Regions from separate parts of the Homo sapiens genome. Here region 1 is linked to region 2. The links are chromatin contacts, found by Hi-C or POLR2A ChIA-PET in ENCODE. All regions are on one chromosome and are shown on one strand. The core of a region is the stretch at or near the end of the contact, and the rest is flanking DNA. Distances in the headings are between cores, read along the strand shown. Region 1 holds the start of PPT2 (palmitoyl-protein thioesterase 2). Region 2 holds the start of DDAH2 (DDAH family member 2, ADMA-independent).

The links. A loop is a pair of places that touch in the nucleus more often than their neighbours do. ChIA-PET counts read pairs that join two places held with the same protein, here RNA polymerase II (POLR2A). Pooled maps may share reads with other maps.
Region 1: a map of ascending aorta shows a loop between it and region 2 (2.1-fold over the local background). The contact joins the promoter of PPT2 here to the promoter of DDAH2 in region 2. A Hi-C loop is called at or near these places in 1 of 168 maps with a recorded cell type or tissue (ascending aorta) and 4 of 50 pooled maps. POLR2A ChIA-PET finds 5 or more read pairs at or near these places in 2 of 52 experiments (WTC11 and activated T-cell).

The regions. Positions count from the first base shown.
Region 1 is chr6:32,152,734-32,158,825 of GRCh38, reverse strand. PPT2 (palmitoyl-protein thioesterase 2) reads right to left here and starts at 4,685. Exons shown (of 9, transcript NM_005155.7): 1 at 4,422-4,685; 2 at 4,049-4,239; 3 at 3,643-3,796; 4 at 3,043-3,138; 5 at 2,848-2,955; 6 at 1,106-1,189; 7 at 902-986. The coding sequence starts at 4,231. PPT2-EGFL8 (PPT2-EGFL8 readthrough (NMD candidate)) reads right to left here and starts at 4,827. Exons shown (of 16, transcript NR_037861.1): 1 at 4,422-4,827; 2 at 4,049-4,239; 3 at 3,643-3,796; 4 at 3,043-3,138; 5 at 2,848-2,955; 6 at 1,106-1,189; 7 at 902-986. LOC100507547 (a long non-coding RNA gene) reads left to right here and starts at 4,461. Exons shown (of 3, transcript NR_037172.1): 1 at 4,461-4,537; 2 at 4,990-5,089; 3 at 5,654-6,024. It also overlaps a transcript of PRRT1 not described here.
Region 2 is chr6:31,725,337-31,731,902 of GRCh38, reverse strand. DDAH2 (DDAH family member 2, ADMA-independent) reads left to right here and starts at 2,604. Exons shown (of 6, transcript NM_001303007.2): 1 at 2,604-3,038; 2 at 3,158-3,257; 3 at 3,379-3,452; 4 at 3,611-3,730; 5 at 4,211-4,360; 6 at 4,550-4,863. The coding sequence starts at 2,742. The coding sequence ends at 4,666. MPIG6B (megakaryocyte and platelet inhibitory receptor G6b) reads right to left here. Exons shown (of 6, transcript NM_138272.3): 6 at 5,189-6,566. CLIC1 (chloride intracellular channel 1) reads left to right here. Exons shown (of 6, transcript NM_001288.6): 6 at 900-1,304. The coding sequence ends at 1,061.

The DNA.
Region 1 (6,092 bases), core at 3,436-5,935, 420 kb before region 2:
CTGCAGGTGCCAGACCTTCTCCCTGGGGGGTTCTTCCACCCAGAGCACAACTCCCTCCTTCACTTCCTTCAGTCTCTAATTGAATGGTGACTTTTCCAGGAGGACTTCTTCGGCCACTATTGAAACTAGGCCCCGGACATCCTCTAATCCTTTCCCCTGCCTTATTACCTGACATATATATTTGTATGTATGTATCAGCTATCTTACAAACTAGAATATAAGCTACATAACATTAGGGACTTCTCTTTTATTTACCACTGCATCCCTAGGGCCCAGAACAAGCCTGCGCCCATAATGTTGAATAAATATTTGTTGAGCAATTCAAGTAGCTCAGGTGACATTACAGATCACACATGGTGACCTATAACACAGGCAAGCACATAGTACCATGGAGCCATGGATTTTTTTCTAAGGAATAGGATGGAGGGGACAAAGCTGGAGGCTGTTATAATAGTCCAGGTAAGTAAAGAGGTGGTAGGAAATGTGATAAAATGGTATAAAACTACACACACACATTGAACCAATGTGAATTTCCTGGTTTTGATACTGTGCTATAATTACATAGGATGCAACCACTGGGGGAAGCTGGGTGAAGGGCCTTGCTATACTATCTTTGCAATTTCCTATGAATCTATAAGAATTTCAAAATTAAAAGTTTTTATAAAGTGGGGGAGGGGGTGATAGGGATGGAGAGGAGAAGAGTCAGCAGGACTTAGTGACTGGCTTGATACAAGGGGTTGGGATATGACTCCCAGGTTTTGGTCTTGGGTGACATGATGAATGGGGGGAGGAGCACTAACTGAACAGTGGAAGGAGCAGGCCAGTTTAGGCATGAGATAAAGACCAACTGGGGTTGGGGGATGTCTTTAGCCAATCTTCAGGCCACAAAATCCCTTATTACCTGGACTGCCAGGGAGTAATAACACCATCATCAGGGCCCCCAATCAGCACCAGGTGGCCCACACGCAGAAAGTTCTTCCGCCATACTGTAGGATGGGAAGAAGAGAGGCTGAGTCAGCCACAGGGGTCAGGCCAGGTTGGAGAGGGAGACATAGGGAGTCAAAGAAGCAGAAAAAGCAACACAGGTAGGAGCCTGAATTCTCACCTGTGGCATTGGGATGGTCTCTTTCCCCATTGATCAGGGCCAGGAAGCTGCTGGCATTGAGGTACAAGTCATCGTGGTGGGGATCTGGGTACAAACAGCAGTTAGAAAAAGAAGCAGAAAAGGGAGGCAAGACTGGTGGTGAAAAGCCCAATAAGGAAGCTGCAGCAATAGTCAAGGTGGATAGTAATAAAATAGTAGTGATAATGTAGGCCAGGTGCGGTGGCTCACACCTGTAATCCCAGCACTTTGGGAGGTAGAGGCAGGTGGATCACTTGAAGTCGGGAGTTTGAGACCAGCCTGGCTAACATGGCGAAACCCTGTCTCTACTAAAAATACAAAAGTTAGCCAGGCGTGGTGGTGCATGCCTGTAATCCCAGTTACTCGGGGCGCTGGAATCACTTGAACCCAGGAGGTGGAGGTTACAGTGAGCCGAGACTGCACCACTGCACTCCATCCTGGGAGACACAGTGAGACTCCATCTCAAAATAATAATAGTAGTGATAACAACCGTAAACATAGTAACAAGTACTTTTTTTTTTTTAGATGAAATCTCACTCCGTCACCCAGGCTGAAGTGCAGTGGCAGGATCTCCGCTCACTGCAACATCTGCCTCCCGGGTTCAAGCAATTCTCCTGACTCAGCATCCTGAGTAGCTGGGATTACAAGCGTGTGCCCACATTCAGCTAAATTTTTTTTGTATTTTTAGTAGAGATGGGGTTTCACCATGTTGGCCAGGCTGGTCTCGAACCCGACCTCAGGTGATGCGCCCACCTCCCCCTGCCAAGATATTGGGATTACAGGTGTGAGCCACCACACCTGGCAATAGCAAGTACTTCTATCTAGTATCTACTATATGAGCCAGGTACTATTCAAAGTACATTGCATTCATTTATTTATTTAATCCTTACAACCACCTGGTGAAGTACATGCTATAATATTTTACAGATAAGGAAAACTGAGTAACAGAATGGTTAAGTAACTTGCCCAAAGGCACCCAATAGGGTCAAGATTCAAACCCAAGTATTCTGGCCCCATGGTCTGGTCTAGAGGTTGGCAAACTGTGACCAAAGGACCAAATCCAGCCTGCTACTTGTTTTTGTAAATGAAGTTTTACTGGAACACAGGCACATTCATTCACATATGGTACATGGCTGCTTTCACACTACAACAGCAGAATTGAGGAGTTGTGAAACAGACTATATGTCCTACAAAGTCAAAAATATTTACTCTCTGGCCCTTTATAGACAAGGTTTGCTGACTCCCACATCAGACTAAACCTTCTAAGGCAATAAGGTGACACACTTAAAACATTCTGGGCCAGGTGCAATGGTTCACACCTGTAATCCCAGCACTTTGGGAGGCCGAGGCGAGTGGATCACCTGAGGTCAGGAGTTCGAGACCAGCCTGGCCAACATGGCGAAACTCCATCTCTACTTAAAATACAAAACTTAGCCGGGCATGATGGCGCCTGCCTGTAATCCCAGCTACTAGGGGGACTGAGGCAGGAGGATCACTTGAACCTGGGAGGCGGAGGTTGCAGTGAGCCAAGATGGTGCACTGCACTCCAGCCTGGGCAACAGAACAAGACTCCGTCTCAAAAAAAAAAAAAATTCTGAACAGAGCCTGTTCAAATAACTCAATAAATGTAAGTTATCTTTATTGTCATCACTGCTATTGGTTGTAGCAGAGGTGGAAGCAACTGACCTGATCCATGGAAGCCCCAGTTCAGCATCCCCACTCACCATGCCAGTAGTTGCAGATGGAGAATTCCTGGCCCCAGGGGCTATAGCAGATCCGATAGAGGTTAGACCGCATGGAGGTGGGGAACAGCCACTTCAAGTAGTCCGTGTCTGGCAAGCGAATGGCAATGCTAAGTGACCATAAACCTCTGTTCCCCCAAAACTCAGGGCATTCTATGGAGTCTAGTGCCCACTCACCTCCATACTGTCCCATCTGTGGAGAGGAGAGGGAGATGAAAGAATCCACGTTGTGATCATCCATGACAGAAAGCAGAGCCCGGCACACAAGGCCCCCTGTAAGCAGAACACCACATTGGGCAGGCACTTAAGGACAGCAAAGCCAGCAGCACCCCCCACCCCCACCACACACACACACACACACACACACACACACACAGAGACACACACAGACACACACTGTACACAAAGGAGACTGAGGCTTACAGAAGGCAGGCACACCCTGTGCCAAAAGGTCACACATCATATAAGTGACTGAGCCCGAATTAGATGCTGGGCCTCCTGCCTCTAGTTCTAGGATGTTTTTACCTGCCCCATTAGCCCTTATGTCCAAGAACCATGGGTAACAGGAAGCAAAAGGGCAGCAGTGTAGGGAGCCTCCCTCCCATTCAAGACAGAGATGAGACCCAGGTGCTGAGGGAAGTCAGAAAGGAAGGGCTCAGGTACCAGGGTTGTGCCTGGAGCAATGTGGTTCAGAAAAAGGGACGCTAGGAAGTGTCCCTCAGATAAGGATCAAGCCTCAGATAGGGCTTAGGAGTTAGGGGCAGGGGAGTCGCCTACCCTGCGAGTAGCAGATGAGATGCACCCCTTGAGGGGCCTTTGCCATGATGGGGACCACAGCCTCTCGGAACCCTTGCACCTGTTCCCACAGGGGTCGCAAGCTCTCTCTCCCATCGAAGAGATCGAGCACTGTCACCACAGTCCCGGGGTGTGTCTGTGGGAAGGGGGCAATGCAGCCACCGGGGATAGGCTAAGAAGCTCCCACACGCCACCCCCTGGCCCGCGTCCACAGGTCTATTGTACCCTGCTAGAACCAGGGATCCCGTCCCCCAACTCTCCCCCACGCCAGCACCAGCTCCCTGAGGAACTGGGCAGGCCCAGAGGGGTGGCTTTCAGTTCCCCGCTCTCCCTCCCCTGCCACAGTAGACGCCTCTAACGCCCTGCACCCAGGTGTCCCCTGCCAGACCTCATTGATGTATTCCAGCAGGTGGCGGAAGCTGTACGAGCTGTCGAAGAGCCCATGCACCACGATGACCGGCTTGTAGGACGCGCGGTGGGGCGCGGGGGCTGCAAGCAGCAGCAGCGGCAGGAAAGGCAACAGAAGCAGGACCCACGCCGCGGGGAGCCGCTGCCCGCAGAGCCCCAGCATGCTCCCGCCTGAGAAAGGGGTGATAAGGGCATGTGAGGGAGATGGCAACACCCTCCTCCCTCGGAACAGACGCCCGGCAATCAAGCCACCTCCTCTCGCTCCCACACCAGGTCCGTGTCACAAAATAGCCTACTTTTAACTTACTCCAGCCCTCTCCCTACAAACACACCCCCCCACCACGTTGACGCACCAACGCGCACCCGAAGTCCCGCCTCCAACTCAGCGTTCGGGGGACTTGTTCTCTAGGTCCAGGATCTTCCTAATGCATCGCCTCAGCCATGAACAACGCGGAGTTCTTTAATACCCGTGAGCAGCAGCCCAGGCCCCTTGAAGAGTGCAGACTCCCACCTGGCCTGGGTCCGTAGGCCTCGCTCCACCCGCTGTTTACTTATCCCAAGTCTGGAACCCACGGTGGCGGGGGGAAGGGTGAGGAAAGAGAGCGCAGGGGAATGACGGATGGGAGGGGGAAGGGCGGGCTGCTTGGGGTCGCGCAAATCCGTCACGTCCGGGGCTTTCTCTGGCAACCGCGCGAGCGTTCCCCGCAACACAGACCCAGGACAGGAGGGGCAATGGAATATTCCATTGCGCCCTAGGTGCTGGGGAGGAAACAGGCGGAGCGATCCATTTAGGCCAGTGGGGAGAGGAAAAAGCAGCAAACATATTCTGGGAATGGAAAGAAGGCCTCTCCAGGCTTCGTTGCCCCCAGCGACCCAAAAGTCCGATTTCCCCGCCTTGATTCTCCCCACTTCCCAATACAGGCGTCTGGCTCCGCAGCAGAACACGAAGTTTGCATTCCCCAAGGGGCGGCCAGGGGGCGGACCAGGGAAAGGTAGTCCTCTGCATTTTGCCGTGTGCTGGGTGAGTGGCAGGGTGGCCTGGAGGGCTGATGCCAGCCCGGGCGTGCCCCTCAACACCCACCCCACCCCACCCTCCAGTCCGCCCCAGGTCAGCGACTTACAACTCTTCATTCTGAAGTGCGTGTAGTGCCCTTGTCTCCAGAGACGCAGAGAGTCCTCGAGGCCCCTTGAGCTAAGTGCAGCCTGGCCCAGTTTCTCCTGCCCTACTCTACTCCCCTCCCTATAAGCGACCCACCCTCAAGGGGCGGAGGGCGCGTAGGGATGCGCTGACTCATGCCCGCGTAATTTCGACCAGTCTTTCAACCTGAACGACCCCCAGAATCTGGCTGTCTGAGTTATCTGTGGGTGGCTCCCTACCGAAACCCCCAGGCGCCCCACCTCTCCGCCTGTGACCCCTAACCGACACCCTAGTGCCTCAGGGCTTTTACTTGCTAGGGCTTTTACTTAGCATTTAAAGACGTTTCTCTAGAGATAAGGATTTCTCAGCATGTCTGAGCCCCTCTCTCTGTTTACAAGGTCATTGCTTGGTCTAAATTTGTCTCAATCAAAACATTTTTGCGCTCAGAATGGTGTAGAGTGACGATGAGGTGGCGGTAAGGGGTTGAGCGCTCACGCGAACGCCTAAGTGACCAGAACGACTGGTGTGAAGCCGTGATCTGACTCTGTGGAGCCTGGGACTGGTTTCAGCGAGAGCCTCTGTACTGCTCTGTAGTCTCTGCTAGGACATGGACGAAAAGGGACGCAGCCGGGAGAGCGACTGCCCCAGGTGGGGGCTGGGGGGACGTAAGGGAAGAATAATAATTATCTGGCTGTGTTTTTGTTTAAAAAAAAAAAAAAACTGGTGTAAATCTCCATAGACTTCCTATCCTCGCTCCCTTCACCCACCCACGCGCTCCCAAGATGCAATAAGCAAATAAAAAGACTAATAACGCTGTACTGCAGGTCGACTCAGGAGCTGGAGATGCGTCTTGGTGGGAGGTGGTGGGTGGGAGTAGGGGGGTTTA
Region 2 (6,566 bases), core at 1,355-3,854:
GAGCAGGCTTTTCCTAAAGTCAAAGCTTTAACTTTCTTTATAACTTCAGTCTTCACTTCCTCTTGTGGAAGATCAAAACTGCTGGTTCCCATGTTTTTGTCATAGTCTCAAAGCTATGGTTTAGTTTGTGCAACATGGGCCTGACATCAGTCTGCCACACAACTATGTAGTGAACATCTGTGTACTAAGCATTGAAAGATACACAAGTGTATGGTGACTGGGCCTTGCTCTCAAAGGGTTGAAATCTGAGACAATAAAATATTCACATGAAAGTTAAGAATATATGATGAAAAGTCAGATGGGCCGGGCGTGGTGGCTCACGCCTATAATCCCAACACTTTGGGCGGCCAAGGCTGGTGGACCACCTGAGGTTAGGAGTTCGAGACCAGCCTGGCCAACATGGTGAAACCCCATCTCTACTAAAATTACAAAAATTAGCCGCACATGGTGGTGGGCACCTGTAATCACAGCTATTTGGGAGGCTGAGGCAGGAGAATCACTTGAACCCGGGAGGCGGAGGTTGCAGTGAGCCAAGATCGCGCCATTGCACTCCAGCCTGGGTGACAGCAAGACTCCATCTCAAAAAAAAAAAAGTCTGATGAAAAATATAGAGACAAAAGTCACCTGTGTCAGTGCCTGAAGTGGTATAGGGGGAAAAAGTCACTGTGGAAATTCAAGAGGAGAATTTTATAAGTAAATTATATCTCAAGTTTTAAAAACTCAGGAAAAATGGCTGGTTATTAAAAGCCAGGATTTCAGTAAGTGAGAAGGAAGGCTAACGACAGTACAAGACAGTGAGGAGTTGAGCTGGTTTTATCATGTCGGCCTGGGGAGAAGGGAAAGCCAAGGTGGCTTCCCTGGGTCTAACATGTTGGTCCCTCTCCTCTCCCCATCCTCAGGTGGTGTGTAAGAAGTACCGGGGATTCACCATCCCCGAGGCCTTCCGGGGAGTGCATCGGTACTTGAGCAATGCCTACGCCCGGGAAGAATTCGCTTCCACCTGTCCAGATGATGAGGAGATCGAGCTCGCCTATGAGCAAGTGGCAAAGGCCCTCAAATAAGCCCCTCCTGGGACTCCCTCAACCCCCTCCATTTTCTCCACAAAGGCCCTGGTGGTTTCCACATTGCTACCCAATGGACACACTCCAAAATGGCCAGTGGGCAGGGAATCCTGGAGCACTTGTTCCGGGATGGTGTGGTGGAAGAGGGGATGAGGGAAAGAAATGGGGGGCCTGGGTCAGATTTTTATTGTGGGGTGGGATGAGTAGGACAACATATTTCAGTAATAAAATACAGAATAAAAATCAAGTGTTTTTACGCAATGGGGATTTAAAGTGTGGGCGACATGGAATGAGGGGTGGGTCAGTGATCTTGAGCTCAGGGCAGAAGCCAGGAATTAAGAAGGGAAATGTTTGTGGTGGGGCTGCTATGTTTCGTGCCGGTCCGCCGGTCCGCCGTTGCGCTGTTCTGAGGTCTACGAAGCGTTTGCAGCCCCGTCGCCAGGGCCGGCCAGATCTGGGTGGGCCTGGGCAGCGCTCGCTGGGCGGTGCCGATTTCTGGCAAGGGGGGCGCAGTCTGGATGTAATGGGCGAGGCTTAGCAGGGCGGAATGGGCGTGGCCCGAAGAAGCCCCGCCCCGTCCCGCTTAGACAATGCCCCGGAGCCGCCAGACCGTCGCGCCCCTGCCCCATCGTAGTATATGAGCTCGCCTACACAAGGACCCGCGCTAAAAGCCAGAGCTCCCAGTCCCCGAGGCTTGAAGACGGGGACTCCCTTCTCCACCAACTCTGTCCTCGGGGGGTGGGGCCCCAGCCGAGATCACAGCGCGACAGGAGTGGGGGTGGCCGCTGGAGGTGAGTCTTGCGTGGGGGGCCCTGAACCGTGTGGGGGCCGGAGTTTGGGGGTGCCGGGCCCATGCCTGCACCAGACAGAGAGTATGGGGAGCCGGTATTTGGGCGCGGAGCTAGGCGGGGTGGACTTTGGGACATAGACGGGGAACCGGGTCCTGGAGCCGGGAGTAGTGCCAGCGCCCCGGAACCACGCCCCCTGTTACCCCGCCCCTCGCATTTCGTTTTAGACCTCTCCCAGTCCTTCGGGACTCGGTCTGGTTTATACTAGGTCGCGCTAGGGGCAGCGTGACCAGCCAGGGCGGAGAGAGGATGCTTAACTCCTTAGGCTCGAACTCCTCCCTTCCTACCCACCTCTCTCCCTTCTCGTTCGGGTATTCAGGACTTCCATTCCCCAGCCCCTGCCTCTCCAGCTTTCTCCTTCTGTCCCATAACCCCTGCGGGTCGCGGGCTGGACTTCCAGTCCCTGCGGTAGCGAGCAGCTGAGGGTTAAGGGGGCGGGGCTGCTGCATTTTTGGGGAGTGAGCGCATCCTAGTGGCTGCCAAGAGGGGCGCCCGACAGGGACCTCACAAGCCCCCAAGCAGGGGCAACAGGTGTTTTGGAGATTAGAGACCCTAGCCTTGTTCCTCAGGCTCCTCTTAAAGAATCTGACCCCTGAGGGTGCTGGGTAGAGTGAGGTCGACAGGAGCGGAAGGTCTGGAGTGGGTGGGGCGGAGTGGGAGGGACGCCTAGAGATGGCAGGAGGAAGACCTGGGCGCTCTTAACCACCCCCAACGCCCTTGTCTGCATGTCTTTTTCTCTGTCTCCTCCTTTTCTGTTTCTTCTCCCAGACAGGTGAAGAAACAAGAAAACTAAGAAATCCGAGCGGTTGGAGGGGGAGTCTGTGTGGATGGGATGGGGACGCCGGGGGAGGGGCTGGGCCGCTGCTCCCATGCCCTGATCCGGGGAGTCCCAGAGAGCCTGGCGTCGGGGGAAGGTGCGGGGGCTGGCCTTCCCGCTCTGGATCTGGCCAAAGCTCAAAGGGAGCACGGGGTGCTGGGAGGTAAACTGAGGCAACGACTGGGGCTACAGCTGCTAGAACTGCCACCTGAGGAGTCATTGCCGCTGGGACCGCTGCTTGGCGACACGGCCGTGATCCAAGGGGACACGGCCCTAATCACGCGGCCCTGGAGCCCCGCTCGTAGGCCAGAGGTGAGCGCCGTGGCGCGGGTGTGGTATGGGGAAAGGCAGAAGGAACTGGATGTCGGGGCTTTGGGGAAGAATTGAGGATGGGGGTGTCACAGCTCCGTGCCCTCTTCTCCTATCCTAAGGTCGATGGAGTCCGCAAAGCCCTGCAAGACCTGGGGCTCCGAATTGTGGAAATAGGAGACGAGAACGCGACGCTGGATGGCACTGACGTTCTCTTCACCGGTGAGGCTGGGGGGAGGCATAGGTCTTGGCACAGGGAAGTAGAGTTTGGGAGACTCGGCCGTCTGGAGCCTTGTTTCTAACTCACTCCCGCCCTCAAACCTCCGCGGCCTCCCGGACTCAGGCCGGGAGTTTTTCGTAGGCCTCTCCAAATGGACCAATCACCGAGGAGCTGAGATCGTGGCGGACACGTTCCGGGTGCGGAGCGGGACCAGCCTAGGGAGGGAGGGGGTGCAGGTGGGGGTCGGAAGGGCCTGGGCGCCCGCTGAGGAAATGAGAGGCAGAGAGCAGCCTATGTTTGAAGATACCCCATCACCCCTCCCGCGCCCCTGAATACCTCCCTTCGCTCTCCCTAGGACTTCGCCGTCTCCACTGTGCCAGTCTCGGGTCCCTCCCACCTGCGCGGTCTCTGCGGCATGGGGGGACCTCGCACTGTTGTGGCAGGCAGCAGCGACGCTGCCCAAAAGGCTGTCCGGGTGAGGAGGGGGCGGGGCCAACGAAAGTGGGCGCAGTTCTGGGCCCGGGAGGCCGGGAGCTGGGAGGCTTAGGAAATTAGCCCTAACCCCTGCCCTCAATGGGCTGTCCATCTTACATGAAAGAACACAGGAGAAAATAAGAAGTTACAACAGCAGGACTGGGAACAGGGGTGATTAATTTGCTCTTCCGGAGTTTCAGGAAACCCCAAAGGTGGCACCTAAACTGTGACTCTAAGGATGGGTAGGACAGATAGGAGGGGCTGGGGAAGGTAGGGGGTTGAAAATAACTGCATGTGATTCCAAGGTGGAAATTAGCAAAGGTAACTAAAGTACTTAGTGTCTGACATATCGTAAGCTCTATGTGCTTGCTGTCATTATTTTCCACAAATGTCAGTCCGTCCCCAGCCCTTAGTGGTGGTTGAGCAGGCAGACACAGCTGTGGAGAGGTTCTGAGACTCGAACACTTCCTCTTTCCTCTAGGCAATGGCAGTGCTGACAGATCACCCATATGCCTCCCTGACCCTCCCAGATGACGCAGCTGCTGACTGTCTCTTTCTTCGTCCTGGGTTGCCTGGTGTGCCCCCTTTCCTCCTGCACCGTGGAGGTGGGGATCTGCCCAACAGCCAGGAGGTGAGAGAGGGCAGGAACTCCAACACCAAGCACCATCAGAGAAAAGAGTTTCAGGCTTTCCTAGTGGGAGGAAGGAAGGGTACCTTCTCTAGAAGCCTGGGTGGGGCCACTCTGAGCTGGCTGGAAGAGTGGCCTGGCTCAGCCTGAGGTCTCACTCCCCTCTCCCCACTCCATGTCTTCCCTGTGCAGGCACTGCAGAAGCTCTCTGATGTCACCCTGGTACCTGTGTCCTGCTCAGAACTGGAGAAGGCTGGCGCCGGGCTCAGCTCCCTCTGCTTGGTGCTCAGCACACGCCCCCACAGCTGAGGGCCTGGCCTTGGGGTACTGCTGGCCAGGGGTAGGATAGTATAGGAAGTAGAAGGGGAAGGAGGGTTAGATAGAGAATGCTGAATAGGCAGTAGTTGGGAGAGAGCCTCAATATTGGGGGAGGGGAGAGTGTAGGGAAAAGGATCCACTGGGTGAATCCTCCCTCTCAGAACCAATAAAATAGAATTGACCTTTTAGACTGGGCTGTGACTGGTGTCTTACTGGGGCAAAGGGATAGGGCAGGGCTGAAACCTGAGTTTGGGGTCAGTGCAGGGAAGAAGGCCTCTTATTCAAAAATCTTGTTAGGTACTTATCAACTCATTGCCCAACCATGTCATAGGTACTTGAGCACAAGATGAACAAGACAGAATTTCTATCATGGGAAGTGTGTCCAGGGCAGAGAAAAGAGTGTATGGGTGGATTGCTCACTGAATTTATCTAAATGTTAGATGATTCAGAGACTGGTAGATTACCAGTCCACCCCTATTTGATAAAGAAAAAGAAATGACACTTCCAGGGACATTCATTTTCATTCATTCATTTAATGAGGCTTAGCAATGATATCAAAAGGGTCAGTCTCCTGACGTTGGGGAGCTCACAGTACATGCAAATTTCTTACAAATTGAAATACAGGTTGTCATGGAACAATTTACAGAAGGCTGTTTCTATGAGGGAAATAAAGGGGGTGCGCCCTAGGGCATCAAAGTATATGCAAGGGGTGGCCAAGGAGGGTCACCTTCCCAGAAAAGGCCATACTTGAACTAAGGATAAATAAGAATTAGCCAGGCAGATAGTGTGAAGGAGGGAAAGGGGTAATACAGGAAGAAGGAATTGCACTGGGCAAAGACATTTTGGGGCTAGGGAGAATTCTCTAAGGCTGGCATTTTCTAAGATGTGCATGTGGAATGACACAGGTAAGCCTGGAGAGTGGACAAAGTGCTGTAGTACCTTGTATCCAAAGCCAAGGCACGTGGGCACAGAGCTGAAGCTAAGGAGAGTACTTCAGTTCTGTAATAAGGGCTGTCAGGAGCAGTTATCTCTTGAGTAGGATCTCTCTGACTTCAGGGAGGAAAGCAAGGGTAGGAGGATGAGGTGGGGCTATGGGTAATCCAGGAAGGAAGTGAGCAGAGTACATTCACGTGGCAGCGCTGGGCATGGAATACAGTGTGGGTTTGACAGTGATGTTAAGATAGAAAGACTGGACTTCATGGCTCATTGTGTGGGAGTAAGAGAGAAAGGAGGTCTGCGTGACTCCCAGTTTCTGGGTTGGGCAACTGGGTTGTTAAAGAGAATACAGAGGAGAATTAAGTGAGCAGCTTCAGAGATGACAATGAGTTGGGTTTGACATTCAGAGTGCGAAATGCCTGAGGTCAGTCAGGCAGAATGTCTAAGTGGAAGTTTGTTAATCCCAAATCTGAGATCTGAGCCAGAGAGAGTTCTGAGTGTCATTTGCAGAGGAGGGGGCTGAGGACTGACTGTTGATGAGAGTGTCCCAGAAGAAGAGAAAGGGACAAACCTAGAATGGTGGGAAATACTGTAGGGATATGGAGCAAGGAAGAGGAGTCCAAAAAGAAAACACCAGCAACAAAGAAAAACAGCTTAAAGAATCAGGCCGGGCGCGGTGGCTCACACCTGTAATCCTAGCACTTTGGGAGGCCGGGGCGGGTGGATCACGAGGTTAGCAGATCAAGACCATCCTGGCTAACACAGTGAAACCCCGTCTCTACTAAAAATACAAAAAATTAGCTGGGCGTGGTGGCGGGCGCCTGTAGTCCCAGCTACTCAGGAGCCTGAGGCAGGAGAATGGTGTGAACCCGGCAGGCGGAGCTTGCAGTGAGGGAGATGGTGTCACTGCACTCCAGCCTGGGCAACAGAGCGAGACTCCGTCTCAAAAAAAAAA